Linked DNA regions of Mus musculus: regions 1, 2, 3, 4, 5 and 7 are each linked to region 6. A link is a loop called in an ENCODE intact Hi-C map of the cell type or tissue named here. Cell type or tissue: heart. All regions are shown on one strand. Links, peaks and the distances in the headings refer to the core of each region. The heading gives the core; the rest is flanking DNA. Region 1 overlaps Kif6 (kinesin family member 6). Region 2 holds the start of Kif6 (kinesin family member 6). Region 3 overlaps Daam2 (dishevelled associated activator of morphogenesis 2). Region 4 overlaps Kif6 (kinesin family member 6). Region 5 overlaps Daam2 (dishevelled associated activator of morphogenesis 2). Region 6 overlaps Daam2 (dishevelled associated activator of morphogenesis 2). Region 7 overlaps Kif6 (kinesin family member 6).

Region 1 (4,316 bases), core at 228-4,227, 430 kb after region 6:
AGAGATCAAGTGGGGACTTGGTGTCTCTGCACACCATGGTCTGGTCTCTTACTAATCATCCAATACAGATGGCAGAATCTCTCATATCTACACCCACCCCATCCCCACCCCCAGCCATCCAACCCGGACTCAGCCCTTCCAGGTCAGAGGTTGGGACAATGTGAGTGGGGCACCCATCTCTGCCATCAAGGGGCCAGCTTGAGGAACACCAAGCGCCCCTGTTCGAAGTCTGAAGTGAAGCTTTTTAAAAAGACACAAGAGAGCAGGAGACATGTCCTAGAGATTAAGAGTAGCTGCTGCACTAGGAGAGGACCCGGGTTCAATTCCCAGCAAGCACATGGCAGCTCACAACCATCTAATACTCCAGCCCAGGGAATCTGATGCCCTCTTCTGATCTCCAAGGGCAGCACTCATGTGTACATGCACTTATACACATTTGGACAAAGCACACATACACAAAATGAAAGCAAATAACTAGATAGTTGTAAAAATTAAAAGAATAAATAAGATGCCAGGGGCAGGCAGCATGGCTCAGGGGGTAAAGGCACTGCCACGAATCTTTGTGACAACCTCAATTTAATCCCAATGCCCCACATGGTGGAAGGAGACAGTCACCTCCCGCAGGTTGTCCTCTGCCCTTCACACAAATGCTGTGGCACACATGCACACGCACACACACACTTTTTTAAAAGGTGTCAGACAGTGCCTGTAGAAGCCTGAGGGAAATGTCACACAAATCTCAGCAAGGGACATTCTACAAAATACCTGTCCGGTACAGCTCAAAAGTGGCAGGAAGTCTGAGCATCCTGAAGCCAAGCTGAGGCAAAGACGACTTGACAGCTCCAGATAATGTGGAGCCCTGGGTACTATGCTGCAGCCAAAAGAAGGAAAACTTCAGAGCTGCCACATTCAGGTGTGCGGCCTTGAGTTCAGGGCTGGCTGGGTGAGGGCAGCAGCTGCAGAAATGGGCAGGGCATCCTGGGGACTGTCTGTGCTGCGTTTGCAAGTCTCCGGAAACTGTCTTTACAAATCCAGACTCTTGGGGCTGGAGAGATGGCTCAGCCGCTAAGAGCACTCGCTGCCTTTGCAGAGGTCCTGAGTCTGGTTCCAAGCAGCCAGCCCAGGTCTTTCACAACCCCACTGGTAGCTCCAGCTCCAGAGGAAAAGGCAAACCCCACAGGTCTGGCTTCTGTGGGCACACACACACACATACATAATGAAAAATTAATATTTTAATTTAAAAAAAAATCTTACCTAAAAAAAATTGTTCTGGTTGACATTCGCCCAGGCCTCCCAGATCATGCCAGGCTGTAGTGCCCACGCTTCCGTGGCACTGTGCTGCAGGAAACAGTGCCCACCTCTCACCACAGAGAAACAACTGCGTTTTGTTGGGATGCCTGGATGTTTTAAAAATAAATTCAGTAAATTCAGAAACGAAAAAGACAGTAAATGGAACTTTATTAAATTCTTAAGAGATGCCACTAGGCTGGAGAGATGGCTAGACAGTTAAAAGCCACCCTGCTCTGTGCTGCAGGCACAGATCCCAGCACCCACTTTGGGTTGTTCACAAACACCAGCAACTCTAGTTTCACAGGATCCAATGCCATCTTCTGACTTCCACAGGCATCCTTAAACAAACGTGTGCATACACTCAGACAAACACGCACTCACAAATAAATAAAGAACCAACGAAATAAAAATAAAAGGACTCCGGCGTGGTGGTGCACGCCTTTAATCCCAGCACTCGGGAGGCAGAGGCAGGCAGATTTCTGAGTTCGAGGCCAGCCTGGTCTACAAAGTGAGTTCCAGGACAGCCAGGGCTATACAGAGAAACCCTGTCTCGAAAAACCAAAAAAGAAAAAAAAAAGAAAGAAAGAAAAGAAAAAGAAAAAGAAGGATGTACAAAACAGAGGATATTTGCAAAGTGCACACGTTACAAGAAACTTGTCCCAAAATATACCCAGGACACTTAAATGTGCAATGTTTACTAATGGTAACTAATAGTTAATTAGTAGGGCTGGGCTTGGTGGCGCACACCTTTAACCCCAGCACTTGGGAAACAGAGGCAGGAAGATCTGAACTGTGGTATCCCAGAGTGGGGGGCAGCTCGGGAACTGGGAGTGCTTTCCCTCCACACTTCACAGGGTGCCATCCTCCTGCCTGAGTCGCCTGAGAGGATAGACCAGGCAGCTGAGCTCTACAGGAGCCCCTGGTTGCCGCTCTCTTCCTGGTGGTCACATCCCTCCGCCCTGTTGTCTGGCTCACCTCTCACACTCCACTATTCGGTCCTGGACCTAAGCAATGTGGCACCCTGAACATTCCCTGGCAGCTAAAGAAAGCTAAACTGGGAGTCCATCACGTGAGAGGGCCGTTTGACAGCCAGTGGCTTATTCCCACAGGTCCACTACTGCTTCTAAACTGCCCTTAACCTGCTGTGAAGGTAGCACCTGTGGGAAGAAACCCCTCTTTCCATATTCCAGGCTTTCCCCAGCTTCCTCCTGGTTCCTCTAGAAACCCCAAAACTATGGCAGCCATTCACTCAAGAAGCGTGTGCAGAGTCTGCCACCTTGTGGTCATCTCTGGTCCTGCAGTACCCCACATCAGCCCCAGCAAAGAGGAGCTCCAGTCTCCCGTTCCCCCTCTAGGGTGCCACAGAGACACTTTAGACAGCTAGGGGATGAGCACGGAGGTGTGAGGGGCGGGGGGGCTGGGAGCCACACACTCTGGCTTTCCTTCCTGTCTATCCGATTCACAGTCCTGAGCCTGTGGAGACAGCCCCAGGGTAAAGAGGCCTCATCATCATGTCAGGTGGGAGAGCAGACGGTTGGCATTAGGCAACTAGCCAAACTCATATGTGGGAAAGCAAGCTGTGGGCCTGATCGAGGGCTTGGAGAGATGACAGTGGACTTACTAAGCTATCTCTCACGTGTCTGTCACCCTGGCCCACCTCCCTACCTGAGTGTCGCCCAGCTATAAAATGAAGGTTCTGACATGTCAAGCCCCTTTCACCTCTGACAACACTCTTCAGTGGAGCATCCCAACGTAAGATCAGAGGCTCTCCAAGTCCATATGGCAGAGCATATTGCAGGATAGCCTAGAGAGACCGGGAGCAAACGGCAACCTTCCTGTGCTCCTCCACAAGAGGGATGTGGAGATCCTGCAGCCAGGAGTCGTGGGCAAGGAGCACACTGCAGGCAGCAAGGTACTGGATGTGGATCGTGCATCCACAAGCATGCAGTGGTCATCAGAGACCATGCAGGGGACCCGTACAGTCAAGGGATAAGGTGCCTTCGGTACCAGCAGCCAGGAGCCAGTCAGTGGGTCAGGACGGCTGGGAGCACAATGGAGGCCTCCCAGGTGTGATAGCATAGGGCTCCGCTTTGTAATCCCTCTCCACCTCGGCTCACATCTCTTAAGATGAGGATGATAGCGCCCTCCTCTGACCACAGAAAGGCCTCATGTCTCAGTTTTCCCTTGCTGTGACAAAACAGCTTGACCGAAGAAAGGTTTATCCTGTCCCATGTTTTCAGAGGTTTCACAGACTGAGGTCAGCTGGAGCCAATTGCTCTGAACTGAGGAGAGACAATGTGGGCTTGCCTCAAGGAAGGATTGGGAAGCAGAGACAGACAGACAGACAGACAGACACTAGAAGCCAAAGCCATGCCCTTCCCGCCTCTGCTGGTAACCTACTTCCTCCATCTTGGACCCACTTCCTGATCTCTACCGTCTGTCTATTAATAATGCCATCAAATGGGGAATCCATCAGAGAATGAGGGCAGATCCCTCAGGATCCAGTCTCTTCCCCAAAGCTGACAGCCATGAACATCTCTGAGGGGGATGGACACTTCCTGTCCAGGTCGCAGCAGGGACTAAATTGAAACAAGATTGAAACCTGGAAAAAAGTTAGGGACACAACAGAGGAAAGAAGTCCTCACCCCAGAATCCGTTGGATGTGGCTTACCAGCAGAACGGCAAGGACTCCAGAACAGTTAGCCACCACTTACAGCCTCTCTCCTCCCAGATAAGTCTCCCGATGCCTAGGACTCTCACAGAAACAGGGAAAGGACATGTCCTAAACCCCTTGTGCAGCCCTAGTGGCTCTGCTATCACCTTATCCGACTATCACTTCACCCATCCCATAATCCCCATTTCTCAGAGGAGAAAGGAAGGGAAAGGCTCCGGTGATTTCCAAGCAATCTTTTGAGATATAACTGCAGAGCCGCAGAAAGGTTTAAATGGCTAATGCTAAGCCAGTCGGCTGTGCTCCTCTCTTGAGGACAGGGTACCCACATGTGACACCGCTCACGTTCTGAGGC
Region 2 (4,316 bases), core at 180-4,179, 150 kb after region 6:
TGGAGCGTGGTTTAAGGTTATGGCCCTTCTTGGTGGCGAAGGCACAGCAATGAGAACAGCTCCTGGCTGTGGTGGCCGAAAAGTAAGGGTGATTGCTCACATCTGGAAAGATCAGGAAGAAGACAAAGATGGATGCTGGTATCCATCTCACTTTCTTCTTTCCACTTCCGTTCAGTTCAGGATTGGATGTTTCCTGCACTCAGAGAGGTCTTCAGCTAACCCTCTCAGAAGCCCCTCACAGACACACTCACTCCAGGCACTCCCATGCTCCTTTGCAGTCCACTCCACTTCCTACTCCAGCCTTGGCAAGCATTCATCTGTTTTGATCCTTAGGGGTTTCCTTTATCTAGGACATCGTATATATGGCATTAGACGGCATGTAACTGTGGATGCTGGCATCATCCTTCTCTGGACATAAAACATTTGAGCCGTAGCTATAGGTACCGGGAGTCCACTCTTACTGAACAGACTGCACCAGCTGTTTGTCTGTAAGGACAGAAGATTTTGCGTCTAGTTTTGGGTGATTGTTAGTGAGGCTGCCATGAAAATTCCTCTCGAGGTGTCTGTGCTTTTGTTTTGGACCATGTGATGTGGGTATGCTTAACTTTATAAGAAACTCTAAGGCTGTTTTTTTTTTTAAGTGTTGGGTGCATCTTGTCTTACTTACAACTGGAGTTCTAGATATTCTGCATCTGTGCCAACACTTGGTACTGTGAAATCCCTCCCTTGTTTTGACTCTGCATATATATGTGCAGAGAATGTTACATAAAGAGACTCATTCAATATTTAACTTCTGATTTTGTTTTAATTCTGGGGGTTCATTCAGGCTATTGCATATTATCAATGGTTCATTCATTTTAAAACGGTTTTCTAAGGACTTCTGCTTTGCCTGTAGGTTGGGACTATCGCCAATTAAGAAAACGCACACAGGTTTTCTTGTGAACACAAGTTTTCATTTCTCTGGGTTAAATGTCCCCAAAGTGCAGCTGGTGGGTCTCAAAGTAGCTGTACCTTCCGTTCTCTGGGAAAACAAAAACCAAAAGCAAAACCCAGACAAATTGAAGAAGGAAATGAAGGTGCCCTCAGAACTTGGGATTCTGATGGAAAAGGATGGTGAGGTGGGGATCATTATAGACTACACTGTGCGATCCTGTTTAAGACCAACAACAACAAAAAAAAAAATAGCCAAACTTCCTTTTTTCAATGCGGTTGTAGTATTTTATACTACCCACTTCACCAGTGAACCAAGGGTGATTCATCTCCCTCCCCCGCCTCCATCTTCATTGGCACCTGGTATTGTCCCCCCCTACACACACATGTGTACATATATGTGTGTATATGTATGTATATGATATATGTCACACACATATATGTCCCATGTATACATGTATATGTATATATGTGCATGTATATGCATATGTACGTATATCACAAAGTTTTCAGCCACTATCAGTCTGTGTCACATTGCAGTTTGGTTTTAATTTGCATTTTCCTGGTGAGTAGAGGCTGGGCACGCTTTCGGAGGCTGTCTCCCAGGAACTCATCATTTCCAGACGTTTCACATGGGAACCAGTCTCTTCACAGGGAGCTCAGCACTGCCCTTGCCCTCGGGCTGGGATTTTTCTGTTGAGAACCTGCTTTATCACACAATGGTTTCCCAGTGAACTCAGAGCAGCTTGGGAATCTCAACCAAAAAAGGTCATTTCTGCAATGCGTGATAAACGGCAGACTGACTTCAGAGAGACGTACAGGAGTTAAGGAATGCGGAAGGACTTGTTAAGGAAATAGACACACTCGGGCTTGCAAACTCTTTAACCCACATCCCAAGAGCATCTCCCACGGACATGCGCGGCGATCCCTGCTCGGTCCCGCCCCTCAGCCCCTCCTTTTAGTCCACGACCAATTAGGGATAGGAGGCGGGAACCCGGGGCCGCGGTGCTGCTTGGGTAGCATCTTTGGTTACTGTTGCTAGGGCAGCGGTGTCTGCGGGAGGTGGGAATAGGAAGTTTTAGGTGGTCCGGACTCGGAAAGGTCAAGGGTCAGTGCGGAGTCTCCGCTGGTGATGGTGAAGCAGACGATCCAGATTTTCGCTAGGGTGAAGCCCACCGTGCGGAAGCAGCAGCAAGGGGTACGGACCATCGGGCCGGGTGTGGGTCGTGTGGGGCAGTCGGCGCGGGGCGGTCACGCACACTGCAGCCCCGAGGGAGGACGGAGCCCGCCCACAACCTCAGCCCCGCGCCCCGTACACGTGAGCACACTCTAGCACACTCGTGCACGTGGACATGTTTGCACACTCACCTGCTCTGTATTTCTTGCACTCTTCTGGATCACTGCCTCCCAGCCCTGCACACGGAGCTCCCAACAGGGGCTGACCTGTCCCCAGTAGGGCGACCAGTGGGCAAGTATTGTGATGCACCCTCCTAGCAGGATTACACAATTTCAGAAACGTGCACACACTTGACTTCGTGGCCTGCTGGTTTTCTTACCTAACTGCTTTGCTGTTAGGGGTTTTCCTTTGTTTCGCTTTGTTGTTGTTTCGACGTGCATTCATTGTTAAGTGTGCCATGTGTCCCCACACAAGAAACATGTTCCACTCCCCGAAAAGCACTGATCAGCCTTCTTGAGGTGTGTACGAAATCCAGAAGTTTGCCAAGGTGGTGAAGATAGGCGTTCCCTCTCTGCCTCCAGAGTGAGCATGGTCACAGCTGCTGTTTGGAGAAACCACCACTCCCCAGTTGACTTTTCTGGCTTATTTCTGGTCCTCTGCTGGGGACTCTTGTCAATGTCCTCATTTTACACATGAGGACACTGTGTGACAGGTTAAGTAAAATGGCCAGGGTGCCCAGCTTGTGAATAGCAGGAACTGACTTTTAATTTTAATTTGTTTGTTCGTCTTGAGACAGGGTCTCACTATGCCAGGTTGAACTTGAATTCAGAGAGATCTGTCTTCCTCTGCCCCTGAAACGCTGGGATTAAAGGTGTTCACCACTACTCCTGCATTTAGTTTGAAATGTTAATTTTGCATCTGTATCAAGAACTTTAATTGCTTTTGAACTCTCTCCATGTCCCCACTCATCTTTCTCCCTCTCCCATCCAAACCTGCCTCTTATTTGTGGGGTGCAAGGCACTGAGTTTAGTTTTCATTAAGGCTTTTGAAGATAACATTTTCTCTTCAGAAAACAAACAACCCCCCCAACACACACACCACACCACACACACACACACACACACACACACACACACACACACACACGCTTTTTCTGACTCCCAAAGTGAATATTCAGGCAATTTGGTTCGTATTTATAAATGTGTAGAATAAGTGTACAGTTAACAATGTTTTGTCTCTATTCTGTTTCAGTGTTGTGTGTATGTAAACATGTAACATTATGTCATCTTATAATTTAGAATCTGTCTCTGGTAATTTACGTTCTGTTTGTTTGTTTGTTTGTTTGTTTGTTTGTTTGTTGAGACAGGGTTTCTCTGTATAGCCCTGGCTGTCCTGGAATTCAAACTGTAGACCAGGCTGGCCTCGAACTCAGAAATCCACCTGCCTCTGCCTCCCGAGTGCTGGGATTAAAGGTGTGCGCCACCACTGCCCGGTGGTAATTTACATTCTTAAAACAAAGAGATTATAATATCTCTGCCATCAGCAGCAGCAGTGGCCCTTTATCTCATGACAAACATTCAGGAGAAGTTATGGGAAAAGACTCCAAAGAAAAAAATTAGTCATTAAAAACTTGCTTTTTATTTTATATGTAGGAGAGTTTTGACTGCATGTCCATATGTGTACCACACGCATGCAGTGCCTGCAGAGGCCAGTAAAGACCATTGGATTTCCTGGAACTGGAGTTACAAATGGTCTGAGTTGTCACCTGGGTGCTGGGAATTGAACCCAGGTCCTTCTTGTAAGAACAGTAAGTGCACTTAACCACTGAGCCGTCTCTACAGGCCCAATATTAGCCATGTTTAAAGAAACAAGCAGGGCGGTGGTGGCGCACGCCTTTAATCCCAGCACTCGGGAGGCAGAGGCAGGCGGATTTCTGAGTTCGAGGCCAGCCTGGTCTACAAAGTGAGTTCCAGGACAGCCAGGGCTACACAGAGAAACCCTGTCTCGAAAAAGAAAGGAAGGAAGGAAGGAAGGAAGGAAGGAAGGAAGGAAGGAAGGAAGGGAGGGGAGGGAGGGAGGGAGGGAGGGAGGGAGGGAGGAAGGAAGGAAGGAAGGGGAGGGAGGGAGGGAGGGAGGAAGAAAGGAAGGAAGAAAGCGAAATGAAACAATAGGGAGGAACCCCTGGGTTTGCTTGCCTCTGACTCTCCTC
Region 3 (4,316 bases), core at 81-4,080, 94 kb after region 6:
AGCTCCAGCAAAACAAAAACAAATGTGATCTTCAAAGCCTTAAATGTCAACTTGAAGGATGACTTAGAAGCTCTGGGATGAACCAAGAGGCCCTGCAGCTGCCCCTTCAGCCTTCAGAGTTGTCACCCCATGGATGATGTGGCACCCCCTCCCGTACCCTCTAGAGCTTAAGCTCCCATCCTGTAGCTCTGCACACGGAGGGGGTGGGGGCTGCCTAACTAACCTTGGCCCCAAAGTTTGTCAAACAAGATTGGCTGACCTGCTCTACCTTGTTATCCTCCCCTTCCTTTCACACACACACACACACACACACACACACACACACACACACACACACACAGAGAGATGCATACACAGCACCCAGAAGACCCCAACAGAGTACACACACACACACAAAGATGCATACACAGCACTCAGAAGACCCCAACACAGTACACACACACAAAGATGCATACACAGCACTCAGAAGACCCCAACACAGTATACACACACAAAGATGCATACACAGCACTCAGAAGACCCCAACACAGTACACACCACACACACACATACATATAAACCACAACACACACACACAAGAACACCACAAACACAGAAGCATGCACGTATATACCTCATACTACATATACATACATACACACACATACACACACACACAGAGCACAGTACATGCAGCACAATGCAGCACACACATACATACATGGACACCATATACACAAAACCACATACAAAACCACACCACACACACACACACACACACCATAAACCAGACCACACACACATCATACACACACAAACCACACACACATACACACATACCACAGATACATACACATGCACCTCATCACATATACACACACAAACCACGAACCATCCCCCACACATACACACCATATACACACACACAAACCACACATACCACATACACAGCCCACCCATCTCATTTCTTCCTCTCTAAACAGCTCACTCAAAGAGAGATCTCCACATTGCCTCCGCCATCGGGATATCAGTCTTGGGCACACTCATGGGCCACTCTCCCTAGCTAGCTTTCCTACAGGAAGCAGAAATAACCTGAGGACCAGGCTCTCCAGCCTTTGGTCTGACACCATGGGAAATATAAGATCACCTTCCAGTGAGATGCCTCTTCCCAAATAATTCAAGCTCCTGAAGAGTGAAACACTGAATATTGAAAAAATACAATATCCCCTTTATTAAGAGCCCACAGTATCCCTGGTTCAGTTCTTAGTCTTGTATCATAAATGCTAATTCTGTCCTAATCATGGTACCTATATCTGTTCTCCAGATGAGGAAGTGAAAGTCTGGAAGACTGGATGCCCCAGGATACTCATTCGCACACAAGTCTCTGTCCATGCTGAAAGCAGGCTGCTTGAGAATTAGCACTCTTTCCACTGTGAAGGCTGCCTCTGGGACCAATAGCTGAGTGCTGGAACCCTCAACACTCCCTGGCTGTCTCCATCTAAATAGTCATGGATACCAAACCAATGGCACCCCATGTTCTTTCTGCCAGGTGTGTTTGCCCCTGGAGGTCTTCAGGGATGCCTCAGATGTGTCTCTGCTAAGCAATGAATGGAGTGGATTGCAGAGAGGGCAGAAGCCAGAGATGGCAGCCTAGTGTCGGTGGTATGGAAATTCATCTCGTATGGAAATTCATCTCCAGTCTGAGGTCGGTGAAGTGTCTGTCATCTAGAGGGCAAGATGGAGATTCCACAAATGGGTCTGGAAAAACCTTAGGGACTGAAGAACGCTAAGAGCTCCCCCTTACTGTGAGCTCTCTGAGGAGTCACACACTGGGGCATCACACACATTGGGATGAGAATTCTCTTGTGGATTCCCTCTGCTCTTGAATATTAATAGCACATTAATATTACCTTTTACTTTAAGTGTTTGGGTTGAAGGAGCTCAATACTTCTCTTGGCCACAGGAAGATCAAAAGCGAAGACCCCCCAACTTTGCTCCTTTCTGTTCCCTCCTACTTAATAATCAGATTTCTCTGAATCCAAGACTGACCAATGATGGGGACCGTTCCCTGTACTGAATCAAAAGAACCTGGAGGTCAGGGTATGGGAAACAGGACCATGGAGAGAAAGTGAGTCCCCAGTGAAGCCCTCTGCCTCCCACAGCTCTCCAGACACAAAGCACCCTGACTCTGCTTGCTGTGCTGTGAGCCCTGCTCTCCCAGCCTCCACCTTCCCCAGCTTAAGCCAGAGGGTTGTCTCTTCTTCTTCTGTCCTGATGGGGGCACAAGTATTCCCTGAGTCTTTCAGCATCTGGAGAAGTTTTGAAAACCGGACTAAGTCAGGTTAGAGCGGGCACAACTCCTCAGAGGAGACTGAGACAATAATAGCGCCCTTGTGTGGGTTTTTGTGTTGTTTTGTTGTTGTTGCTTTAAAAGAAAAAAAAAAAAGAAGGAGGTAGGATGAAGTTCACAATGTGGATGGAGAAATCGGAGAAATGCTTCCATGCCCAAGGCAAGAATTGACACCACAGTCATGTCTGCGTAAGCACGAGCCCCGTGCGCATCCACAGAGACCCAGCCACCACTGACACACTCTTCTTCCCTGTCTCACATCACCACCACGCACACACTTCATGGCATGGCTGCCTGCTCAGTCGTTTCCGGTACTTCCCAGGGGGTCAATTTGTATAATTTTTAAAATCCTCCCCAAATCTCAACTTCCTGTGGTTCTGTTTTTATTTCCAGATTTCCTTCCTTCCCGTGGTCTGTTCATTCTCTCTCTCTCTCTCTCTCTCTCTCTCTCTCTCTCTCTCTCTCTCTCTCTCTCTCTCCCCACACCCCCCACCATAGGGTGAGTCCAGGCTTCCTCCCTCCCATCTAAACACTGTTAGTTGGCTCTACTGCAAGATGTAAAACCAGAGACTTCAGAGACAGCATGGCTGCCAATCCAGGCTCTCTCTCCGTCACTTGTTTGTCATCCCTGCTACAGACACATGCACAGGACTGTACACTGTGTATTCTCTGGTTGGTGGACCCCTGTGGCCACCCCCCCAAAACAACCCTGCACAACTTCATTCTCTCCTGAGAAACAGATGCCACACAGAGAAGGACAACACAAAACTGGAAAAGCTCTTGAGAGTCAGAAAAGTGACTTCCGTGCCCCTGGGGACTTCCAGACAACCCCCCTGGGGTGGGGGGAGGACGCTGCCCTCCCCCCATCCCAGGAACTGGCCACACACTCCCCAGGGCTGCAGAGAAGCAGCCAAGGCAGAGAGAGAGAAGGGTTAAACCAAGCCCAGACTCCAGCAATCTGTGTTCAATTTTGATAAAAATCTCTCTTGCTCTCCCCTACCGCCCCCTCCCTCTGCCCACAGCTCAAACAAGTCTCTTTATGTTACCAGTATACATTTTGTTTTGGGTGTTGCAGCCCGTGTCCCTCCCAGAGAACCTGAAGTTAGCCCACTATGGGCACATGGGGCAGAAACATCCAACCCTGCTCCTGACACAGAGCTGGACACAGGACTATAGCAGCCAGCAGCACTATCATCTCCTCCTCCTCTCCTCCCTTCTCCTCCATCATATTCCTCCTGCCCTCCCTTCTCCTCCTCCTCCTTCTCTCCCACCCTGTTACCTGTGGCCACACTAAATCCTTTCTGCGTTGTTAGAATCCCAGTGCATCGAAGGTTAGACCCCAACATAGCAAGAGTTTGGACTGTCCCACAGGTGCCAAGGGCCACAGCCTGGGGATTCTCTCTCCCTGATCTCCCTGATGCTTCTCGGCATGCCCAAGGTCCCGCTATCTGAAGAACAAGAGCCACTCCACTAGGCTGCCCATCCTCCTTGTTAAGGCCCTGCCTACAAGTGGGAGCTGTCGGCTTGGAAAGACTTCAGTCCACCTAACAGAACGCACACACCGAAATGGGCAAAGTAGCCACCGAAGAAGTTGTCAGCATCTGGGAGCGGGGTGCTATCTATGTCGTTTCGCTCAAGCCATCAGGAGTCTAATTGCAAAGCCGCTAAAAAGTTTTCCAAAGTTTTCCGAAGCCGTGTACAGTGAGTGGCCCGATGCACACACTCCTCACTCCACCCCCTCTGCACGCACACACAGCCCACTCCAGGATCGGAGTCTCTGCAAACATTTTCCAGAACAAAACAGGCAGCTGCTGGAGGGGCTGCCTTTCCGACGCCAACGCAACAGGGAAAAGTAAAGCGGCAGAAAAGTGTCCTGATGTCTCCCCGCGCCTAAGTCTCCAGTGCTGCACCTACCCTGAGGCCCGCATGGCACGGTGAGGCTGCTGCTGTCCCGGCTTCCCGCAGGCACCGCGCTCCGCTTGCTCAG
Region 4 (4,316 bases), core at 197-4,196, 380 kb after region 6:
GTCAGTCAGTACAGAATTTGGGGCTGCCAACTGCCAAGCTAAAAGCAAACCAGACTCCTAACACGCCAGCCAGGCCCCTAAGAAATTAGGCAAGACTGTCTAAAATATTTGGTTTCCTCTGCTTCTCTCTTCACTAACTTCAGGCCGAGAGTTCGCTCTTTTGTAGGAGACTATATGAACTGTGGTGAAGCTTGAAACAAAGCCATCCATGCCCCTTTAGTGGAATAGGTATACTCACTGGCATGGTGTCATCTGCCAGTGACTGCCATGCTCTCAGAGCATATGCTGGCCTTCCCAAGAGAAGTACATAGAGCAGGCTGGTGCTGGTTCCTCAACCAAGGATGCCCAGAAGTGGGTGTGTATGCATTCCTGTTCTCCTCTTCTGGGTGACAGCTGTAAAGTTTGTCACCGGTGGAATGAAACTCTAGTTGTCCATGAGGATGGTGGCTTGCTGCTGCCCTCTTCATTGGCTGCCTATCTACCCTGCTTCAGTAGCCCATACTCTTTATCCATGTTTTCTGGAGCTGTGTTCCAAATGAATCACCCACATCTGTTTCTGGAAGAAAGCAAACTAACATTAACTGAATAGCTGTTCTCCACACCCCATCACTACTTAGATATGCAAAAGTGAAAGAAGAACCATATAGAGGTGTCAGCCTGAACCTGAACTAAAGTAAGCCGAGAAGTCACAAACAGGTCCCTGTGAGAGTGTCCTCAGTAGCTTGACACTGTTAGGAATGAGGGTCCTGCTTGCTACCCAGATACTCCATTCTGTCATCTGAGCTGCTGTAGCTCACACATCACCTGCCCCTTATATCAGCGTAGTTGGTGGTTTCCGGAGAGCCAGCTGGCAAATAACAATTCCACAAGACACCCTTCCTCCACATTGTTAGAATAACACCCCACAAAGGACCATTAGCGTTTATCTGATGGCCCATCAAAAGCAGATTCCAGTCATTCCTGTGGTACAGAGAGCCATTACATCAAGCATATTCTATCCAACAAGCATCATCCTAGGGCCCAACACAACATTCTCACTAGAAATAGGTCATCATGTTCCTCATTGATGCCCACAGGTATGAAGAGAAGGGTTCTGAATATTCATGAAGAAAGCAGACAGTCTGTCTCCAGGGACACTCTAAACCCTAGAGAAGAGGCTGGGATGACCGTGAGCTTTTCCCTTCTCTCATCTCTCTCTGTCTCTCTGTGTCTCTGTCTCTTTCTGTGTCTCTGACTCTCTGTGTCTCTCCGTCTCTCTTCTCTCTGTCTCTCCCTGCCCCATCTCTCTCCCCTCAGCACAACCCACTACCCATCCCTCACTACACACAACTCCTAATCAAGAACAATTTCAGGTTGAAGCCCTGGATGCCCCCTGGGATAAGGAACAATCCTGAGATTCCTCTGTTAATTCTTTGGCCACTTCCCTGGCCTCCTAACGCTGTGGACCAAATCTGGATCAGGTGTGTTGGTTTTGGACCCCACGAGGCCTGGCCAGCGTGGCCAGTAGAGAGCTGTCTGCAAAACATTAGCTCTTGATATTTTTTAAGGAGGGTGAAAAAGAACACATTTAACAGGATTTCATTTCTTCAGCATTTTGTGAGTTAGGCTTGGCCCGAGTTGGGAATATAATCATCTCAACTGTGTTTGAGAGAATGCCGTGCCCTTCCCAGTTTGCAGGGTCTTCTTGCCCCAGGAAGCCACCCTGTTCTTGTTCCTGGAGAGGTGACAGCTCTGAAGGAAATTTCTCCCAATGACTCCCACATGTCTCAGACCTTGCCAGTCCACAGCAGCCAGAACTGGCCTTCCTTTTATTCCCAAAAGACCATGGCCAAAGTCCTACTGGCTTTGCCCCTGGAAATTAGTTCACTCATCTCAAAATAAGTCCCCAGCTGGTCCCCGAAAGGACTGTCCTCTAAAATAGCCTGGGGTTTGTGCCTGGAATCTTTCCCTCGCTGACTTCCTGTATCTACTTCCATGCAGCAAGGGCTGCCACCTGCTGGGTACAGTGGCTTCTGGGGATGGCATTGCTGGTAGCCACTACAAAGATTAAGAACCTAAATGTCCCTGGCCACCACATCTCATGAGGCCTAGCAGATTTCTCAAAAACTGTGAGAAGGCTCCCAGAGAGTGGCGTGGGGCTCACGGAGAGCTGCCATCATTGCCCTGCCCTTGGGGCACTAACTGACCCCAGATGGATTCGTGTCACACAGGAGTGAGGGCCCAGGCATCTATTGACATATCCACTCTCTCCTTGATACTGGACCGCTAACCCTGGCAAGAAGGTGCATAAGTCATTTTCCAAAACTATGGACTCGGCCAGGCAGGGTGGTATAGGACTTAAATCCTAGCCCTCAGAGGTAGAAACAGATGGATCCCTGTGCCTTAAAGCTAGCCTGGTCGTTGTAGAAAGTTCCAGAGTAGCCAAGGCCTGCCTTTAAAGAAAAAAAAAAAGCAAAACCATCTATGGCCTATTCAGAAAGTTTGTTAACAGAGTGCAGTTGCCAGCAGAAGTCACTGTTTCTCGTGGCATCTCATTAAGTTCGCCTATTGTTGTGACTGCCTTCACTCCAATGCAAAGTGAGACCAAGATCGGGCTGTAAGTCCCACCCAGCATCCCAGCATCCTTTCCCCAGATGCTGAAGCAACTGCACTGACAGGAGCAGGCCTCTGCATTAAAATGCTCTCTGGATTCTGTAGGGTTTCTTGTGGCTCCTTGAGCCCTGTGGCCCCCACAATCCTCCCTCCCCTCTTCCACAGGATTCCCTGAGCTCCGCCTAATGTTTGCCTGTGGGTCTCTGCATCTGTTTCCATCGGATGATAGATGACCATCGGATTAGACACCAATCTATGAGTATAGCAGAGTATCATTAGGCATCATTTCACTGACATTTTTTTTGCCAGTCATGTTTGGTTCTATCCTAAGTCTCTGAGCATCCAGCCTCTGTGACCTGACACTCCAGGCGGTGTCAGGAGTGGGCTCCCTCTCATGGAAGAGTCTCATAAAGGTTCACAGAGAGACTGAAACGACAACCAGGGAGCCTGCCTAAACTAACACAGGCCCTCTGTGTGTATGTTACTGTTGTGTAGCTTGCTCTCCTTGGACTCCTAACAAAGGGAATGGGGACTGTCTCTGACTCTTTCGAAAGATTTTGGGACCCTTTTTCCTCCTACTGGGTTGCCTTGTCCAGCCTTAATACAAAGGGATATGCCTAGTCTTACAGCAACTTGATATACCATGTTTGGTTGATATCCATGAGAAGCCTGACCTAGGATGGGGGCCTGGAGGAGAGGAGGGAGGGAAACTGGAGTCAGGATGTAAAAATAATAACAATAATAAAATGTTCTCCAGAGAAACAAGAGGCAAGAGGATGTCTGGACACAAGGAGAGGGTTAAAAGAGGAGGTTGCAAAATCGTAGGGGCTGCAAAATTCACTTCTGCAGGGCAGGCCTGCAGGCTGGAGGGCCAGAAAGGTGTCAGAGTTCGGTTCATGTCCAGAGGCGGCCTAGAGTCAGAATTTTTTCTCCTTTGGGGCATTTTGGTCTATTTTCTCATTCTTTTTTTAAAGTCGTTAACTGACAACTGATCAGGTGAGGACCACTGCCAGTTAAAGAAAGTAATCAGCTTTATTCCAAGTCTGATGTGTGTGGTGTGTGTGTATGTGTGTGTGTGTGGTGTGTGTGTGTGTGTGTGTGTGTGTGTGTGTGTGTGTGTGTGTGTGTGTGTGTGGTGTATGTATATGTGTGGTGTGTGTGTGTGTGTGTGTATGTGTGGTGTATGTATATGTGTGGTGTGTGTGTGTGTGTGTGTGTGTGTGTGTGTGTGTGTGATGTGTACATGACTGGCTATCTGTGTGCATCTGCTTACTTGTCTCTGTGTTATGATATGTGCACATATTTGTGTGTGCATATGTGTGTGTGTGTGCACATGAATGAATGTTCATGTGGAGACCAGAGGTCTATGTTGGGTGTCTTTCTCGATTTTTTTGGACATGGCTTACACTGTACCGAGAATTCATGGATTTAGCCAGGTTGGCTAACCAGTAAGCTCTGGGGACTCTTCTGCCTCCACACACCCCTTTAATGCCGGACTTACAAACACATGCTGCCACATATAGCTTTTACACACATTCTGGAGCTCCAAATTCAAGTCCTCATGTTTGCACAGCAGGTGTTATCCCTGCCAAGCCATCTCTCCAGTCCCAAAGTCTGTTGATTTCAATAGAATACAGACAAGTTGGATGAAGCATTTAGGTACCGACCTCCAGCCAAGTTGACACATCAAATTCACCGTCAACCTTGAGTGCACACATAGCTAC
Region 5 (4,316 bases), core at 164-4,163, 63 kb after region 6:
TTATCCCCACATGCAAGGGAATCCCAGCCCCACCCCCTCCCTGTCACCTCTGCCCATCCCATCCCACCATCAAGAATCACAACAAACCCCAGATCTGCATCCTGAAATCCACAGTCGAGGGGCAGGAGGCAGCAAGTTTCTTTCACACTCACCGGAACACATCCAATGTCCTTTTCTGAGGTCCAGACCTCAACCATCAACAAAGAGCCTTCCATGGCCCAAAGCCAAGGCCCAGCTACCAAAAGGCTTCAGGCAGGGAGTCCTGGGGGCACGGACTCCCGGGGGCGTGCAGATCATTGGAAGTGACTCTTTCCTCTAGACATTTTGAACCCAGATTGAGCTCAGGAGGATCCCAGTTGCAACCCAACAGAGCTCAGCAGGAGAAGCAGGACTGACTATCAGAATCTCAGAGTGCATAGATCATAGCTGCCTCTCTTAAAGAGACAGTCTTCCTGAAACATTCTGGATGAGCAAGACACAAGGAATAAAGGAAGGAAGGGAAAGGAAGAGGGGTAGGGGAAATTAGGAAAGAGAGGGAGGAAAGGAGGCAGGCAGGGAGGGAGGGAGGGAGGGAAAGGAAGGAAATAAGAAAGAAAGGAAGGACTGGGAAAGAAATGAGAATGAGGGAAAGTAAAGAAAGGGAAGGGAAGGGGGCAAGGGAAAGAAGAAAGGTTGGAAGGAGAGAAAGAGTGAGGGAAGATGAGACAGCGACCTTCAGGGGAAAGTGCTGGGGCAGCACTGGGCCTTACACACACACACACACACACACACACACACACACACACACACACACACAGAGGAGAGGAGCCTGGTCCCTAAGGTGAGAAGCTTATCTGCCCTCCAGACTACAGGATGTGGAGGTGGAAGATCCCTTTGTGAAGGCCAGCTTTAGTGCAGGACTGGACCCACCTAGAGAGCAATGTGATAGCCCAGAGCAAACCCAAGTGGCTCACTATAGGCAGGAAGTAAGGTAGGAACTGACCAGTCCCTCCAGGCACTGTTGCTGTGGTTCCCAGCAGAGTAGATTGCTGTCTCTTGGACAATGAGTGTGTCAAGGTCCAGATTAGACTGGATGGGGGTCAGCCTTTCATTGTCTTAGACGAGTCCAAGGAAGCCTTCCCATGTCCATCCTCAAACATTAGGATTAGCTTAAGCTTCAGAACAGGTGACCGTCAACACAGGGGGCCTGCTTGCCAATGCCCACTGGAAGGAAATGCCCCACCCTCCAGTAGTCAAACCCACCCTGTATGGAAGATGGAACTGGCTTTATTTTGTTTTAGTTTGTCCCCCTTCTTTGTAATAGTCTGCATGACCTACATTTGATAAGGGGGAGTTATTCTCTATAAAGAGAAAAAAAAACCCTAAAAGTTTCACCTCATATCTCCTGTCCGAGTATCTCAAACAACGCAGAGATCAGGCAGAGAAGATGGAGGCAGACAGTATGTGAATTCTAAGTGAAAGAAAAGCCCCTGCTCCATCATAATGTCTAGCTGCCTTCAGTCTCCTCTCCTAAGGGTCTTAAGACAAGTTTTCAGACTTTTTAAAAAAGTGTATCTCTCCCCCCCCCCCCCCCCCGTTTGCATGTGTGTGTGCATGTGCCTGTCTGTTCTTGAGTGCAGTTCCCACAAAGGCCAGAAGAGGGCATCTGATCCCTTGGAATCGGACTTATAGGTGACTGAACCACCCAACAATGCTGCTGTAAACCAAACTTAGGTCCTGTGCAAGAGCAGCACGCATAGCACTGAAGCAGCTCTCTACCACCCCTAGAGGCAGGTTTTAAATAAAATTAAAACAAGCACATTTGCTTTCAGACAAAATAGACATGAAAAGCTTTTATAAAAAGTATCAACTCACTAATTTGAATTTTTAGTTTTCTACATTCTTTAAGCTGTTTGAGACCCTTCATCAACATCTTATCTACACTCCACTCCACCCCACCCCACCCTGCTCCCAGCTTTCCTTTACATCCCACTCAGCAATAAGAGGATCAGAGATTTCAAGCCTGCCAGGGTTACTCAGTCTTCTTCCTTCAAGAACATGGGCAATTTCAAAACCAGGCTGGATAAGCCCTGCCACGATAGAGCCTTCTGCCCACTACAAGGAACCAACTGTTCCCTTCTCCAGTGCCCCAGGCTTTGCCGTGCACTGTGGTCTGAATGTCTGTGGCTTCCTCAAATTCATCTTAGTTCCCAATATGATTTCACTCAGAGACAAGGCCTTGGGAGGTGAGTGGATCTCAAAGGCTGAGCCATCACAGATGGAATTAATGTCCCTCTGAGAGAGATCTCAGAGAGCTACTGTACCATGTAAGGACACAGTATGAAGACAGCTACCAATGAACTGGGAAACCAACCCTCGCCAGATATCAGATTGGCAGCCCCCTGCCAATTGGGCTCCCATGCATGCTTGTTAAGGTCACCGCCTTGGCAATTTATTATAGCAACTTGAACTGATGAAGGCAACATCCAGAGTTTGCTGTTACAACTGACATCACTCTAGATTTTAATTAATTTCATGTCCATACACTCTTCTATGCCAGACATCTATCCAGCACCAGGAATTTGTGGCGTAAGGCAAATATGATGGTAATAATAACAATAAAAATAATTTATAATAATAATAGTAGCAGTCATCGTTATTGTTGTTTGAACATATATATTTTCAGCAGTTACTCTTAAAGTTACTCTTTTGAACTTCCTAACAGGCTGCCTTAGAAAGGTATCAGAATCAACAGATACAAATGTTATAGGGGTGGATACAGTGTCTGGGTCCTTGCGACTTTGGCCTTTGGTTTAGCTAAAGCACTTCAAAGAGCTGACTAGGCTCTCTGCCCTTGTTTGTAGCTAGACCAGGCTGTTCTGATCCCTGGCCCCTGCCCTCTGCATGCCTCCCTAGCTTGGCTGTGAGCTTCCCTTTTAGCCAGGCAGAAGTACATCAGGCTGAGATGAAGCTTCCCAGCTGATATGTAGCACAGAATCTCTTTGCTAGTGCCTGATGCAGAGCCCAGAAGGATCCTTCAAGCCTCCTGGAGGAAAATTTTGTCACCAAACTCCAGCTGGACCCAAGCAGGCAGTTGTGCGCAGCGTTGCCACTGGGAGAGGGTGTGGAGCAACTGTACACGATGCCAGCACCAGAAGGGACTTCCGAGAATGTTGTGCATCAGCTCCACTTGAGAGAGCCAGGAAAACCAGAGCCCAGCCTGGGAAGGGACTTGTCAAAAACTCAGAATGAGATGGTGGCAAAAGGACAGCTGGCCCTGCATCCAAAAAGGACACAACAGACTGGGACGATATTAAAAGGGAGTCACAGAACTCCATCAATTAGCAGGAGGTTCTTTCGTGGCAGAAGTGGTATAGATGATTCCAAATGCAGCACCAGATAGAGAAAACATGGGATAATGCAAAGAACAGTGACAGACCTGGGGATCCAGATGAGTAAGTAACATACTTGCCCCACAAGCATGAGGACCTGAGTTCAAATCCCCCAGACACACATATGAGCTATGTAAGTCAACTGTGTCTGTAATTCTGGTTGCTAAGGAGGCAGAGACAGGAGGATGCTTAGAGCTCTCTGGTTAGTTAGTCTAGCAGAATGGATAAGCTCAAGTTCACTGAAACACTGTCTCAAAAAAAAAGTTGGAAGAAGTTTAAGGAAGGTACCTTAACCTTTGGCCTCCACTGGCATGTGAAATGTATGCGTGCACATATGCACATACCCATACATACACATTTAAAAACTAACAAATAGAAAGCAGAGGAAGGTTTCAATGGCAGTATTTGTGTTTGGTCCTCCAGGAGGCCAGGCCACAGACTCACAGATCCCTTCCTGCAGCTCTCCCTAAGACATGGGCCCGTGCATCTAAGTCTATGCTGAGTTCCACATTGGCTTAGCAGAAAGTGCTGAAGGTAATACCACCGAAGACTGCGGATGGCTATGTCCCCTCATCCCCACCTAACAAAATGTGTTCAGTTGTCTATGCTGGTTATTGGTGCTTAGTCATAAAGTCTTGGTTCAGGCACCAAGCTGACAGAACGTCCTGACTAATTTGTAGCTGAGTCCAGCCATATGACTAATTCTGCTCCATAAACTAAGAGTAGAAGTTGGAAATTGTGATGGTTCATTTTGTGTGTCAATTTGGCTATGCATAGGCCCAGACGTGGGTCAAACACGGGTCCAGATGTTGCTACAAGGGGACTTTTACACTGGATCAGCATTCTAATTGGAAGACTTGGAATAAGGCAGGTTACCAAAGCTTCAACGTAGCCATCTATGGGTCTCCAGTCAGCCACCACTGTGTAGGCTGATTTTATTAAGTA
Region 6 (4,316 bases), core at 99-4,098:
CTAGGCTAGCTGGCCTGGGAGCCTCGGGGATCTGTCAATCAGCATCCACTGCACTGGGTTACAGGTGTGCCACCAAGCCCAGCTCTCAGGATTTGGAAATGTGAGTTCTGGAGTCAGGTCCTCATGCTTATACTGCAAGCCTTTTACCAATTTGCCGTCTCCCCAGCTCTCCCAGCCCAGTGTTTTCAAAACTACAAACCAGAACGCGTAAATTGCCTTGTAGTGGAATAAAATGCAGCGCTGAAAACTGAATATCCACCCTCCACATGTAGCTCTAGGGAGAATCCAAACCCAGAATGCTAAGCTGTTGTACAGCACTAACCTCCAAGTCCCCCAAGACCACTGTCTTCAGTTTAGTGATAGTTGCTTGTGAATGATAGTCCCCACTGGATTTATTGACTGTTGGTGCTCCCACACAGGAGGAGGGAGCAGCCAGGGTCCTGGAACTCCCATTCATGTATCTATCCATGCCCCCAGATGCCTGTGTGTAATTTTGACCTAATTGTTGCATGACCTTGAGGTCTGGGGGCAGGGTATGGGGACCTAGAGTATATAAACTGGAGAAGATTTGGGAAGGGGCTCCGTTTATACAGCCATGGGGATGCCAGCATCCATACTGGGCTCAGACCTTCCAGTGGGACTGCTTTGCAGTCCCCTCACACTCCCAAGGGGGAGCTATTTGTCACTGGGGTCCTAGCAAATGCTAAGGCACACATTGCCTAGCTCAACAGCCACCACCACCTTGGGGGGGGGGGGTGGATTCTTAAGGCATAAACCGAAAAAAAAAAGCAATGGAAAAATCACTCATAAAACACCATTCCATTTATAGAAAATTCAAAATAGAAAGGCTCATCCAGACATCAAGCTATCTCTGAAGTGGAGTGAGAAAAGCTTCCCTTGGAGGGTGACATTATTTGAATGTTTGGAAGGAGGACATAAAGAAGAGCTGGAGCCAGGTGGCGGCGGCTCATGCCTTTAATCCGCCCACGCACTTGGGAGGCCGAGGCAGGAGAGTCTCTGTGAGTTTGATACCAGCTTGGCCTACATAGTAGGTTTGAGGACAGTCAGGCTATGTAGAGAGATCCCGGATCAGGGGTCAGGGGGAGGGGGCTTGGCTGATGAACGGCTCAGCCGTTACGGTGGAATCTCACAAGCAAAGGATGGGAAGGGAAACACAGACAGAGCCTGAGCACATTCAGCTTCTTGACCTGAGTTGATTACACGGACAGGAAGGGGAGAGACTTACGAATCACCTAGAATGAACAGTTATAGTCGGTGTGTGCCATATTTCAATAAAAAAGTTCATTTTCCAAAAAAAAAAAAAAAAAGTAAATAAAACCTACTTGCAAAAATTCCTCTGCAATTTTACACGGCTGGGGATAGTTTTTCTAAGGTTGATGAGCTGTTTGAAAAATCTACAAAGGGATAGCCTTTAAAAAATGCTAAAAATGTTGGCAAAACAGAAAATGATAAGAGTTGAGAGGAAATCAGGAGATGAGAAAACTCCCATCTGCAGAGCTGACATTTCAGACATTCGCAAGAATAATGCGTGCATGAATGCATTCATAAAGATATTACACTTGCCGGCACATTCACCCAGGCTATATTTAGTGCATCTACTTGTAATGAGAATTGGTGATTTTGGTGTGCTCAGCATTGAATGTATTCATAGGGAGAATATATTCAAAGGGGAATTGGGAAATTTGTCAAACCCGGAAAACCACATTGAAGCAACTTCCCCCGGAGCCCCATCTGGGGGACGAGAGGTGGGTGTCAGTAGCTCAGCACCCAGCTGAGGTGGGCTCTGTCTTAGCTACTTCAGGAATACTTCTGAGAGACCTAGAAGCTCAACTCCTCACATGGCTTATGTGTGTATGCCTTCAGGCACCGCTCCCCAGCCCTTCAAGGATAGCAGCCATCCCTAGTGGACAGATGTCTTTTGGATCTCAGCTATAGAAGTTTGATATCCCCCAAATATTTTGTTCTCTCCAGCATGTCTTTCTCCGTGCAGCTTGATATTAAAGACACTTTATGGCCCATCCTGGCTGAGTCTTAGAGTTTAGGTACTTGCTCCTTCGAGTAACGAACAGTCTAAGACGAAACCTTTCCAGTGCCTAAGCTACTCTGGTTCCATAGTTCCAAATGGCCACCACACACATTTGCTTGACTTGAGATGCATAATTAGTGAACCACCCACACCCTAGCCTTAATGCTTGCAGCAAAAAGAGGGTATAGATGATAATAAGGCCTTGCCCACCACCGGGGCAAGAAGATGCCACAGAGATGATTGATCTATTCTTTATTACAATCTGCAGGTCCCTTGTTGCATGCATCTGTGTGTACATGCCAAACACTGCTTTCTTTATCTCTACAAACTCCTACTGCAGAAATCCCAAGGCAGCCTTTGAGAAAGCCCCAGCCTGCTCTCTGAACTAGGCATCTCCGAGAATGTCCAACAGGGGGCGCCTATGTCCTGCTATGCCCCAGCAGGGGGCGCCTATGTTCTGCTATACACCTAGCCTGATACCCTGAGCCTCCCAGACAGTCTCTTGTTTTGTTTGTTTGTTGTGTTTTGTTCTGCCCTGTAAGTCTTGTCCTTACTCCAAGTGAGCCCCCGATCAGTTTCTCCTGCTTCTGCCTTGCTAGGTGCACATATCTGTCTACCATCCTGCCCTCCAGTGTTCCCACCACTTCCTGAGCCCTGCTCCTCTGTTGTCCTCACAGGCAGCCCCAAGGATATACTCTCTGACACAGTGAGTGACTAGGGGACAGGAGGAAGGGTATCAATTGGAAAGACAGCAAACATCTACACTGCTACAGCATTCCTCAAGGATCTCAGAAATGGCAATGGTGATAGAGGAGGTCTGTATCCCCCAGACACCTCTAGGGACCTCCCGATGAGCTCACATTTAAGCAGACATGCCAGTTGAGTTTGTGAACCTAGTGCTTCTTAAGTAGGACAGAATGGATGACTCTGGGCATGCCAGGCCCCAAGAAGGATGCTGGCTATATTCCTATTTACACACACACACACACACACACACACACACACACACACACACCTCTTGGGAGCCAATCCCAGGGCAAAGGAAAGCATCATGTGATTGGCATGTAAGCCAACCTAGACAAGAACATTTCTCTATAATAATTATAGTTCCAAGCTGGTGGTGTGCACCCTCCTATAGTCCCATCACTTGGAAAGCAGAGGCAGGAAGATTAGGAGTTCAAGGCCAGCCTCAGCTACCTAGTAAGCTGGAAGCCTAGACCACATGAAACCCTGATGAAAAATCTAAATGTCATAGTTTTACATGTTACACTTGATTTGGGCACCTCTCTGGGGTTAGGGGAAGGCAGATATTTCCCTCTGCCCCATCGATCAATCCCCAGATACGTCCACTCTCCAGGTGTGCACTGCAGGCTCCAGCCCTACCTTCTACTTTGGGCTTGGCCTCAGCCAGGCGTTCCTGGAACTTCTTCTTGAAGAACAGGGCCTGTAGCCGTTGCTGGTAATGGTCGATCCTGTGGACAGGGTGGACAAAGTCACAGGTGAGCCCATGGCTCCAAGGTAGCCCCAGATTTTTCTTGGGCTATTCTTCCCTCCCTTTCCTTGGCCAGAGCTGCTGCCTGAATCCCATTTCTCCTGCTATACCTGGTGCCCTACTGTCAGAGCTGGGCCCTGAACCTCCTCTTTCCTGCCGTGCCCCGTTCCCAACTGACCTGCTCATTTCATAGAGGAAGCGATCTGCACGCGCCATCCTCTCAATCTCATGTTTGTGCTCTTCTAGGAGATCAATGTCGCTCTTCTCGGGGATGAACTTGAGAAGCTGCAAAGAGCGGGCGCGAGTCATACGGGAAGCAGATGGATGCACAGTCCATTCAACATAGAGACGTTCATGCACTGCCTCTGCTCAGTATGAGGAGGGGCCTGCTGAGGCAGGAGGATTCAGGGCCAGCCTGGGCTACATACCAAACTTTGAGGGTAGCTTAGGTTACATAACAAGTTGAAGGCCAACCTCATCTATATACCAACTTCCAGGTAAGCCTGAGTTACCTAGCAAATTGAGGCCAACCTGTTCTACCCATCAGTTTGGAGGTCAGCCTGGCTACGTAGTGAGCTTGGGTATTTTACCCGAGTATGTAAATGCATGTTTGTGCAGTGCCTGTGGGGAACAGAGGAGGGGATCAGGTCCCCTGGAACCAGAGTTACAGAGGTTTGTGAGCCTCCAAGTGGGTGCTGGAAGCTAAACCCTGGTCATCTATATGAGCAGCCTGTGCCTTAACCCCTGAGTCATTGTTGGAAAGTATCCCTCTAGGGT
Region 7 (4,316 bases), core at 169-4,168, 410 kb after region 6:
GCTGCAGAACAGAAAGAAGCACCCAGAATTCCTGAGTTTCCATTTTCTGACAGCAGGGAGCATACTAACTAATTTATCTGCAGAGATAGAATTTCTCCCTGAAACTAAACACAAGGCAGAATTTATCGTGTGGATCCTCATGTAAAGGACACCAAGTGACACTGAGTGATGTCTTCAGCTGCAGTTTTACAAAAGACATCCCAGTGTTGTTCAACCAGATGATTCTTGTATCGACCCTCCATAAAAGCGAGAGGTCTGGCATTAAAGCATAACTCACAGAAAGTGTTTATGTGAGCAGCCAGGATAATAGGATCCAGGTACCCTGCTTCCTGACAGCCACAGGGTGGGGCTGATGAAAGTGAGAGAGTCTTCTGAGGGTAATGTGCCCACCGAGACCCCACCTCTCCTCTGGAGCACGTATCCTATCAAGGTCTAGATCACATCCTGATCACAATCGATCGAAATTCTAACGAGAGCTGTGATTAGAACTTTAGAAATGCCAGAGCCCAGGGAGGCTTTTAGGGAGGGAGGGGCGGAGGGAGGCAGCCAATCAGAGGCACATGTCCAGGCATGTTCCCTTGACCCAACCCTCTGAAGACATCTGTCTGCCGATGCTGTGGAGTTGCTTTGTCTACTGTTTCTTTTGTATTTATGGTAATGAGAGACCCAACGTCACCACTGGCCTGTTCTAAAGACACCTAGGAGCCCCTAAATCCTACTATTCCAGGTCCTTTTCCCTCTGCCCCACCCCTATCTTGCTAGCCTTGGCAACATAAGGAGCCCTTGGATCATCACCAGCCTGGTGTGCTTTTGAAGATGACTCCCCGGCACCCTCAGAGGGCCTTGGGAAGTCGAAAGGCCTCCTTGGGCCGGGTCCTACCTTATTGACTTCCCTCAGCTCTTCCTCCAAGAGCTCTGCTCCCTTAAGAAACTCCTGCACTGACCTCTTGTGGCTCCTGTTTGTCTTCAGACAGCAGATGCTTTTGCTTGCCCCGTTTGATTAAGATCCTCAGGGTCTGCCACAGATCTGAAAAGAAGATCAGAGACAAACCAAGCCCAGATACTCCCTGGGTCTCACCGGGCGCTCAGCGTGATTGACGGTGTGAGACCAGTAGCTCACAGTCATGGATCAGGCCCACTGCTTGAGACAGAGATGAAGGGGTTCCCAGCAGTGGATTCAGTGGACTCTGAGAGACCAAGGTAGTAAAGGTACCCCCAGGACCACTAGTGACAGTGGGCAGGACCAGCAGGCAAGTATCAGGGTTCCAAGATGCCCCCCACGACCAGTTCAGACAGAACAACGGGCCTATTTGTTGTTAAGTTTGTATCCGTGGGAAGTTCTACAGATTTTACACAACTCCTGCCTGTGGCTTTCTTGAAAGCTCTCAAGTTAGACAGTCCACACTGCCCTTTCAAGAGTTGTCTCTACTCTGCACATACCTCTAGGATGTGACACTTTTCATCCCCATACCATTACACAGAGCATCTCTAGCTAGTTTTGCTGATCCTGTAATATCCAGTGCATCTTGGGAAGGGGAGGGTTTATCTCACGTTATAGATCACAGTCCACAGCCAAGGGAATCCAGAAAAGCAGCTCAAGCTAGGAATCTAGTGCTGTGTTTTATAAAAATAAAGAGAGAAGGAATATGCTTGGTGGAGGTGGAGTCGGGTGTGGGGGAAGGGCATGCCTCAGCGGGCCCATGCTGAGACATCCCTTCCTCCTGAGGGGCCTTCCACAGGACACTATAGTATAGAATACAGTTTATTCAGGGCATGGGAAGGGGATTGTAGGGAGCAGAGACAGAGAAAGGTAGAGAGAGGGGTGGGGTAGAGGCTGGCCATGAGCATGTGGAGAGAGAGGGGGAGAGGCATAGGGAGAGAGAGGGTAAGTGATAAGAGGACAAAGCAGGAGCAAGAAGGCAAGAGACAGAGGAAGGGGTGAACAGCCCTGTTATAGTTTGTCAGGTAACTGTGGGGCAGAGCCTAGAGGCAGAAACTGAAGCAGATACCATGAAGGAACTTTGCCTCCTGGCTTGCTCCCCATGATATGTTCAACCTGCTTCTTAACCAACCCAAGATCACCTCCCACCTGCGCTGACTGTTCCTACCTCAATTAACAGTCAAGACAACATCCCACAGATTGGCCCACAGGAAAATCTAAGAGGCCCTTCTTCTCCGATGGTTCAAGCCTGTGTCAAGATGACACAGAATATTTCTTCAACATTGAGGCAAGTGACTGGCACACAGCACTGGGTCCCCATAGCATCTGTTGATCCACCAGTGAGATCTATAGCATTACAATTTTGCCTTCCGAATGTGCCAGGCAGCTAAGGGGCTCTGGGCCTGGATTCCAATATCTGTAAATGAGGTGTTTGTACAAATTAATAGCCTAGTACCCAACACAGCCCCTGAGACTTAACTGCATTCATTGATGGCTCATGGCATGAACTAATGGCTCTCGCTCTTTCCGGCTCCTCAGCAACAGAGCGTGACCTCCACGACTGCAGTTGTCTTTGGGATGCATGCCACTGGATGTGGACACGCGTGAGGGCTTGGATCAATTATAGAACATCTGTTCTCTCAGAAACGCGTGGGAGAGATGTCAATTCCTTGGAATTTCAGAGAATCTAAAGGAAATTACATGACAACAGATGACATGGCATCTCAGAGGTTCCAAGTTAGGGAATTCTCTGAGACCAGCTACAAAGGCTCACCACTTGCGTGGATTCAAGCCCACCGCTGTGTGTGAGAATACAGGATGAGGTACAGTGAGTAACTGGGGTGCCACAGTTGAATTTCCAGGCTCAAGAGGAAGGCTAGGAGTGAGAAGGCCCCAGCTCACTTTCCTACCCACCGTTGAAGACTGTGGCTTCAGTCTCCTGCATTCATCTGGATGTCCTTCCCAGGGCTGTGGAGAATGAAGACTGTCCCACCCAACATCAGTCTTGAGCTGCAGTGTCTCTCAAGGGGAAGGGCACTCACCCTGTGTACCGGTCAGGGCTCTCAGGAGAGCGGAGCAAGAGAGTAGAGGCGGATGCATAGGAACAGGTTAATTATGCCGGACTGATTGCAAAGGCAGAAGGGTCATGCGATCTTCAGTCCTGCAATCGGGGGGCTCAGGAAAACAGGTGGGTATGGTGCCAGTCCAAATCAGAATGCTGAGAACCAGGGGCAGCAGTGGTGTGAGTTCTGACCTAAGTTTTAATATCTGAGAACTAGAAGCTCTCGTGACTATGGGAAGATGACAGATTCACAGAGCCCAAATCCGCCTGACCTGTATGTCTCTACAGCCCATCCTCAATGGATTCCATGGTGACAGCCCACTTTGATGAGGATGGCTCTTCCTTTCTTAGTCCACTTGCGAACACTTTCACAGATTCACAAGCAAATGATATTTTACAAGCTATCTGGACATTCCTCACCTCTTAGCCCAGTCAAGTTGGCACAGGAAGTTAACCATCTCACCTCAGGAGCAGGACCAGAAGTTTGGCAGACACCTCTGTGATCCACTAGGCCTGTAACCCCGATCTGTCAGTCCTCTCAAGCGTCCCTTTGCTTGTCCCCAGGAGACAGAAAAGGAGATGCTCCATAAGCTGGCCTCCCTTCCAAGTGATGTGTGTCTGTGATAGGAGTGGACACAGCAGGTGCTCAGCAAATCAGTGGCAGCAGGAGACAAAAGGAACTGAATGTCCAGGCAGTAGGCACAGCCCGCTCACCACTGGAGCTCTGAGCCGTCAGCAGCACTGGCAAGGCTGGTGGAGTCCCCTCATCTGATCACCGACAGTTATGCTTCCTTGTAGAAACACTACGGAGCCTCAGGATGGAGTGGCTAGTTACCAATGCCATCTTTCCTGCTAATTCAGACCTCATATGTGCTCCTTTGGATCAATAAGACATCAAGCACCCAGGAGACAAAACACAAACCTCTTTACTTCATCTTCTAGCCTAGAACATCTTCTAATGCGCCTAGTCCAGGAAGGCACTCAACCCAGCACTGCTCTCACAGTGACAGACAAACAAGCCAACCAACTAAACAGAAAGCTCAGCGGTCCCCAGCAGGCCAGCAAAGAGATGAGCTCAGACTGGTGCGTTTATCCAGTGAAAACCAGAATCCACAATACATGTTCTAGATCCAGTTTAGTGATGGAGAACTTAGACCTGCACTAGTGATTGGAAGAAAAGGGGGGGCACTGAGGTGTATAGAGTGTGGAGCAGAGGTGAGCTCCAGCAATGGTGTCCCTTTGTGTAATTCCCAGTGTCTCAGTGAGGCTTAGGGTGTGTTTACATTTCATTGTGTGCTTGAGACATGTGTCCAG

Evidence for each region. Peaks named below come from ENCODE experiments on the same cell type or tissue, not always from the same donor. Only the 100,000 strongest peaks of a DNase experiment are listed, where the experiment ranks them.
Region 1: a loop joins it to region 6, with 9 times the contacts of the local background. A loop is called at or near these places in 18 of 42 quality-filtered maps.
Region 2: it touches region 6 in a loop (2.6-fold over the local background); 8 of 42 quality-filtered maps call a loop at or near these places.
Region 3: it touches region 6 in a loop (2.2-fold over the local background); 3 of 42 quality-filtered maps call a loop at or near these places.
Region 4: it touches region 6 in a loop (12-fold over the local background); 8 of 42 quality-filtered maps call a loop at or near these places.
Region 5: it touches region 6 in a loop (4-fold over the local background); 7 of 42 quality-filtered maps call a loop at or near these places.
Region 7: it touches region 6 in a loop (3-fold over the local background); 6 of 42 quality-filtered maps call a loop at or near these places.

Annotation. Positions count from the first base shown.
Region 1 is chr17:49,896,431-49,900,746 of GRCm38, forward strand. All of the region lies in intron 19 of Kif6 (kinesin family member 6), which reads left to right. Among named protein-coding and RNA genes, the nearest start is that of Gm16555, 77 kb to the left of the region's middle. In heart, for the core only: CTCF peaks have their summits at 2,571 (motif pointing left) and 2,799; no DNase peak of the experiment used is centred there; H3K4me3 peaks cover 312 bases; H3K27ac peaks cover 306 bases; H3K27me3 peaks cover 1,578 bases.
Region 2 is chr17:49,613,175-49,617,490 of GRCm38, forward strand. It overlaps Kif6 (kinesin family member 6), which reads left to right and starts at 1,998. Exons shown (of 23, transcript NM_177052.3): 1 at 1,998-2,128. The coding sequence starts at 2,063. In heart, for the core only: no CTCF peak of the experiment used is centred there; a DNase peak (open chromatin) is centred at 1,867; H3K4me3 peaks cover 1,484 bases; H3K27ac peaks cover 1,416 bases.
Region 3 is chr17:49,559,960-49,564,275 of GRCm38, forward strand. Daam2 (dishevelled associated activator of morphogenesis 2) reads right to left here. Exons shown (of 25, transcript NM_001379372.1): 1 at 4,244-4,316. Among named protein-coding and RNA genes, the nearest start is that of Daam2, 2.2 kb to the right of the region's middle. In heart, for the core only: a CTCF peak has its summit at 2,257 (motif pointing right); no DNase peak of the experiment used is centred there; H3K4me3 peaks cover 1,769 bases; H3K27ac peaks cover 1,930 bases.
Region 4 is chr17:49,850,450-49,854,765 of GRCm38, forward strand. All of the region lies in intron 15 of Kif6 (kinesin family member 6), which reads left to right. Among named protein-coding and RNA genes, the nearest start is that of Gm16555, 31 kb to the left of the region's middle. In heart, for the core only: a CTCF peak has its summit at 1,997 (motif pointing left); a DNase peak (open chromatin) is centred at 1,862; H3K27ac peaks cover 1,438 bases.
Region 5 is chr17:49,528,723-49,533,038 of GRCm38, forward strand. The region is part of intron 1 of Daam2 (dishevelled associated activator of morphogenesis 2); the gene reads right to left. Among named protein-coding and RNA genes, the nearest start is that of Gm52301, 22 kb to the right of the region's middle. In heart, for the core only: CTCF peaks have their summits at 1,712 and 3,090; a DNase peak (open chromatin) is centred at 3,159; H3K27ac peaks cover 179 bases.
Region 6 is chr17:49,465,943-49,470,258 of GRCm38, forward strand. Daam2 (dishevelled associated activator of morphogenesis 2) reads right to left here. Exons shown (of 25, transcript NM_001379372.1): 18 at 3,718-3,824; 19 at 3,431-3,519. Among named protein-coding and RNA genes, the nearest start is that of Gm41595, 25 kb to the left of the region's middle. In heart, for the core only: no CTCF peak of the experiment used is centred there; a DNase peak (open chromatin) is centred at 2,459; H3K27ac peaks cover 497 bases.
Region 7 is chr17:49,875,533-49,879,848 of GRCm38, forward strand. All of the region lies in intron 16 of Kif6 (kinesin family member 6), which reads left to right. Among named protein-coding and RNA genes, the nearest start is that of Gm16555, 56 kb to the left of the region's middle. In heart, for the core only: no CTCF peak of the experiment used is centred there; no DNase peak of the experiment used is centred there; H3K27ac peaks cover 233 bases; H3K27me3 peaks cover 2,527 bases.